Linked DNA regions of Mus musculus: region 1 is linked to region 2. The links are chromatin loops, found by intact Hi-C in ENCODE. Cell type or tissue: heart. All regions are shown on one strand. Links, peaks and the distances in the headings refer to the core of each region. The heading gives the core; the rest is flanking DNA. Region 1 overlaps Spata5 (spermatogenesis associated 5). Region 2 overlaps Gm36412 (a long non-coding RNA gene).

Region 1 (2,808 bases), core at 165-2,664, 71 kb before region 2:
AAGATAAGACCAAGGCAGATCAGGGCTTCTAGTGAACAGAAAATACCAATAGAGAAAAATCTGGAGAGCTGAGAGTTGCTACAGCCGAGGGAGCTGAGTACAATATCTTTGTGGTAGTTTGTGGGTCCACAAGGAAATACTCTTAATAGAAGTTGTTGGCCTTCTGTAAGGGTGGATAAGTATTTAAAGCTGTAGATTTATCTCTAAAGACTAGTTTTTAGTATCCCTCTTAAATTTTATATATATGTATATGTATATATGTATATATGTGTGTGTATATATTTCTAAAAGAAACCATCTTTATGACAACTGGGTTGACATCAAGAAAAAAGACTGAATAGTGAAAAACAAATCCATTCATGTGTTTCAAATCAGTGAAGTTGAACTATCTGTTAGGACCTTTCATATTTATGATCCTATTAATTTTATTGCTCAGAGCAGTGTTAATCCAATGACCCACATGGAAGATGCTTTTAAATGAGTTGTTAAGAGAATGTGTTAGGTTTGTAACAGTGCATTTTCAGAGCTTTCACTCCTTTTTAAGATTTTAAGTATTTGGTTAAAGTTCACACACACACACACACACACACAAGAAAAAAAAACTATCTCCATCTTCATAAGATGTTTAAATGCCACTCCACAAAATGCCCTTGGCATCTAGCAGATGCCCCTTCAGGTAATACCTGTCTCCCCATCTCACTCTGCTCTCTCTCCTGTCCTCCCTAAGTCATTTATTTATTTAACTTTAAAGAATCAAAAAATTGTTTCTCCTTTCTTATTGAAATTTAGGATAAAAGCAAGCTGGTTACTAAAGATCATTTACCCACATGGCACCAGCATGCCATATTGAGTATTTAGTTTGGAGACCATCCCTTCTGGCTGCTATAAAAACAAGAAACATCTCTGATAAAGGATAGGTAGCTCTCTGTTGCTGGAAAGATTCATATTGTACATTTTTGTGCAATAATATGAATTCTTCATTTTCATGAACAGGGTGTGTGTGTATATGTATATTGTAAAAATCTGCTGTCATTGGTTCTTCATATACTTACACCAATTAGATATATGTTAAAATACTTCAAAAGGCTTTAAATATAGCGTCTTCTTAGCCAGCACAGCCATTTGACAGAAACAGCCCATAGGTTTGCAACAGGCAATCCACTGCCAGAAGCTTCTGGTTCTGTATTCCACGAATTAAGATTGTTGCCTATACTATTAAGCTCACACATTTAGAAATGGTAAAATGTGTACAGATAACTTACATTCCTAATATTTTATATTTCTTATAAAAGACAGAGGAGATCCTGCAGCTTTGAATCTGCAGGATTGGCCTTGTCATGTGTAGTTCATAAATGGGGTAGATGTTGGGGTGGTCCAACTCAAAACCCTGTATCTCTGCTGAGTTGGTCAGCCTGCCAGCTCTCCTGAACCTTCACCACCAGGGGGAGCTCTGCAGCACTGTCCCCCACCCCCTCCTAACCCCTCAGCTCACCCAATGCCACAGCCAGCTAGGGATGGGGCCAGCTCATCCTCAACCATGCCGCCAGGGGAAACTCTACCGTGTTGTCCAGATAAGGTGCAGGCCCCAGTCTCCTGAGTGCTGCAGCTGGTGAGGGGTAGAGCCAGCTCTCCTGTTCTCATGACTTGGGGGCCAGCTCTCCCACCTGCTGCAAGTGGTGAGGGGTGAAGGAGTCCTTACCACCACCACCCATTTTTATGAAGATCTTATATCTTAATTTACACCTAGTCTAAGTGAAATCAAGGGTTTGAGGGCATGGAATCAAAGTGTATTCAGTTTCTTGTTCATATTCTTCTGACTGTTGACATTTAACCTCTTCAGGCTCCCATTTCTTTTCCTATAAACTACTTCTGAGTGTTACAAAGACGATTGTATAAACACCAAAGGAAAGAACTTAACACAGTTGGAATATGCAGTAAAGGCTTGATGTCATTATTGTAATTACTGCTTCATGCTTGGCCTACTCTACTCCTTAAATCAAGTGTGGAGGAAAGGCACTTTCCTTTGAGTTAAAGATCTCACTCAGCTTGTGTAGGGATACTCTTTTCCTCTGACTTTGAGCCTTCACTCATTTGTATTGTAATGCAGTAGTGAAATATGGACTCTAGAGCAAGACAGACACACTCCAGTCCTGATTTCGCCACTTAGAATATCACTTTAGGCAAGTTAGGTACTTTGTAAAGTAGGGGTAATAACCATGCCCCATTCTTGGGGCTGTTAGCTGGACTAAGTAGTTATTCCTTGTGGAAAGTTTAGAATAGTATCAGGAATCTGGAGATTTTCATACACAGATACTACTCTTGCTCTCCATCATCATAACCCAACATAGCCTCTTCCCTCTTAACCGTAGTATATGAATATAATAGATTAGTGAGTCAGCGTCTGGCTCTCCTAAACACAGATGTGGAGCCATTTGCTCTGATCTATGCTCCACCTGGGAACTGAGCCCTGAATGTCCACACAGTTGGGTAAAGGAAAATGGAGAAACTTAGGTTTGTGATCAGCAAAGGCAGCACCCCTTTTAATGTTTACTTCTATGTTATGCACAATATGTTAATATGAGGACATCTTTATATTTTCTGAGTAAAACTAAGAAAAAGAACTCAAATTATTTATGCTAATGTAATAAAAGTTCGGTGCGAACATAAAAATTTTATTTAAAAAGGTAACTCCTAAAATTTAGATAGATCAAAATTTGGTAGCTGGAAAGAGATAGCTTCAGCCAGTAAAGTGCTTACCACACAAGTACATGGGACATAAATTTGATACCCAGAACCAATAACAATGCT
Region 2 (2,808 bases), core at 244-2,743:
CCGTTTTCATTGTAGAGGAGTTGTGCTTTTACTTTTTTAAAACTAGAAGTTACTAGTTTTGTATTTGTGCCTGTGTAGTGCAAGCGCCCTTGGGCCACAATGGGCATGTGGACCTTTCTGAAGGTTCTGTTGTCTCCTTTCTCTGAAGGTCCCCGTAATTGTCAGCCTTGACAGCAAAGGCTTTCACCAGCTGAGCCATCTTGATGGCTCTGTACTAAGTTTTTTCAACCAATGATTCTTGCCCCCACCCAAAGAGTTTTTCCTCTGTCATGAAAAAAAGTCACCAGCATCAGTACATCACATGATCAGGGTTCTAGAAACACATTTCCACCTTAGAAGAACCTACGCTGGTGAGAACAGGAGGCATCAACTGCTCTGGTAGGGCTAGGACTGGGAAGCAACAGTTTGCAGGATGTCCTTGCTGGAAGCTGGGGATATCAGAAGAGACTTGATGGTTCCTGCCTCTTTGTTGGTGTTAATGAGCATCTTGTCTGTCGTGGTTCCCAGACTGGGCTCTCCTCCCCTCTGGGTGAATGAATGGGAGGGCTGGCTGTACATCCCCTCTTCCCTTACTCCCCTGTGCATCCATGGAGAAGCTGGGGGACTGCACATTGTGCATCCTGCGTTCCAGCAGCCCAGCCTTCTTGGCTTGACAGTGTGCTGCACCCTCCTCTTCTGATTCATTTTACTCTGATTTCTTCCTTTCCTGTGGACTTAATCAGCCAGCCCGGCACTGAGGACGAATTCCATTCGGAAACACACTGGGGAAGAAGGCAAAAGAATTTTGGCAAAATCACAAAATGGGAATAATAATACAGAGATCGGAATGGAACACCCACCCATCTCACCCGGGTGCTGGGAGAATTAATTAACGTCTGTAAAGGCCTTTGAGTTCCTTGGGGGGACGTGCCACCAGACAGCTAGCGTTATTGTGGAGGGATTATGTGCACAAATACAATACCAGGAGCCAGGATATTACTAAAAATAAAGCAGACTTTTCTGTGAGGACCTCAAGGAAGGAAATGCCTCTCTGGAAAAGCTTAACTCTCCTTTAATTCCATCGCTTGGGCTGCCGGGGACAGAACAGCAAAGCCGAGATTCCACTGTGAGAAGAGGATTATGTTTTCTGAGCATTGTCAAGGTGCTGGGGAACAAAACAAAATCGCTGGTTTGCCAAAAGAAGGTTATAGTCTTTGGACAAGAGATTAAGAGACTGTTTGGCTAGTGCACTTCGTAGCCTGTCCGCAGGGGGAAAAGGCAACAGGAAAGCAAATGTTTGTTTGCATTTGAGGGAAAAGAGTTTTTTACAAAACGGGAAGAAAGGGAACTGCCTCAGATGAAAGCCGCCATCAGCAGCGGCGCCCTCAGTAAATCTCCCAGAATTCCCCATGTATTTTTTTCCATCTGCGTGTCTCTCAAGCAGACACTTCCAAATCCTAGATGGTTAAAACAAGGAAGAACCCTGCTTGTGTTTACAGAGGAAGACCACGTTAACTTTATACGGTGGAAAGAGCAAACAAGCAAACTTCTTTGGCTCATAAACAGGGAGGCTCTGTCAGAGGTTCCCGTGGTGTTGAAGAGCTCTGGCCTCTTTAGGTTAACAAAACTGCCTGCCCAACGGGGAAGAAATCCTGTCCTGTTCCTAGCCCCTCCTTTCAGCCCCTTCTCTTCTCCTTCCGCCCCCTTATTTTGTAACAAGGCCTCTGGGGCCTGAAGCAGATTAGCAAACAAATAAATCCTTTAATGTCCTGGAATACTTTCCCAGTATAAATGCGATTAATCTGCCAACCCAGCAAGTTCAGCACATCAAATACCCCAGCTGTAGAAAGCCATTTCTCCGGCCCCCTAATTTATGGCAGAAAGGTCATGTTATTTTGATGTTTGTATTGGTTAGACTTTCTTCCTCTGTTTTCTATCTTTGAAAGTGCACTTTATGCAACCTTAGAAAACATCAAAGCCTCTAACAACATCCAGTGACACACAGTAGGAACAGCCGTCCCCAAAGCCTTCTGGGCGTACAAACAAGCTGTGAGTGCTCACCCAGCGGAATCATGGGAATCTGCCCGGCCCTGACAGAATTCAATAGCTCTGTTGGTTTGTTTTATGGTTTTCTGGTTTTTTGAGGTAGGGTTTCTCTGTACCTTTGGCTGTCGTGGAACTCACTCTGTAGACTACACTGGCCTCGAACTCACAGAGATCCACCTGCCTCTGCCTCCTGAGTGCTGGGACTAAAGGCGTGCGCCACAACAGCCCGGCTTCCACTGGTTCGTTCTAAGAACTAGAAAGGACTGGGCTTGAGGTGAACAGAGAGGTAGGTCATGTGGTCTCTGACCCTAGAATTAGAATTAGAGAGAAGGCACATCACCCCGAGACTTGCCCATCACTACCTGCTGTTCCCACCAGTCACAAACCTCCCTGTGAGAAGCTAGGGTGAAAAGACTGTTTTGGGTTATTTCTATGAAACCTTTGTGTAAGCTCTGGTTCACATTGGCTCTTCCTTTTCTGCCGCTCACTTGACATTCTGTCCCCTGGTTAGGAAGCAGGTCCTCCCTGGAGGGCATCATCCTGAGTGAGGTAACCCAATCACAAAAGAACTCACATGATATGTACTCACTGATAAGTGGATATTAGCCCAGAAACTTAGTATACCCAAGATACAAGATACAATTTGTAAAACACATGAAACACAAGAAGAACGAAGACCAAAGTGTGGTCACTTCGCCCCTTCTTAGAATTGGGAACAAAACACCCATGGAAGGAGTTACAGAGACAAAGTTTGGGGCTGAGATGAAAGGATGGGCCATCTAG

What was found. A loop is a pair of places that touch in the nucleus more often than their neighbours do. Peaks named below come from ENCODE experiments on the same cell type or tissue, not always from the same donor. Only the 100,000 strongest peaks of a DNase experiment are listed, where the experiment ranks them.
Region 1: a loop joins it to region 2, with 1.9 times the contacts of the local background. A loop is called at or near these places in 2 of 42 quality-filtered maps.

The regions. Positions count from the first base shown.
Region 1 is chr3:37,514,192-37,516,999 of GRCm38, forward strand. All of the region lies in intron 14 of Spata5 (spermatogenesis associated 5), which reads left to right. Among named protein-coding and RNA genes, the nearest start is that of Gm36412, 87 kb to the right of the region's middle. In heart, for the core only: a CTCF peak has its summit at 1,432 (motif pointing right); a DNase peak (open chromatin) is centred at 1,580.
Region 2 is chr3:37,585,458-37,588,265 of GRCm38, forward strand. All of the region lies in intron 2 of Gm36412 (a long non-coding RNA gene), which reads right to left. Among named protein-coding and RNA genes, the nearest start is that of Gm36412, 16 kb to the right of the region's middle. In heart, for the core only: a CTCF peak has its summit at 1,240; a DNase peak (open chromatin) is centred at 824; H3K4me3 peaks cover 1,044 bases; H3K27ac peaks cover 1,333 bases.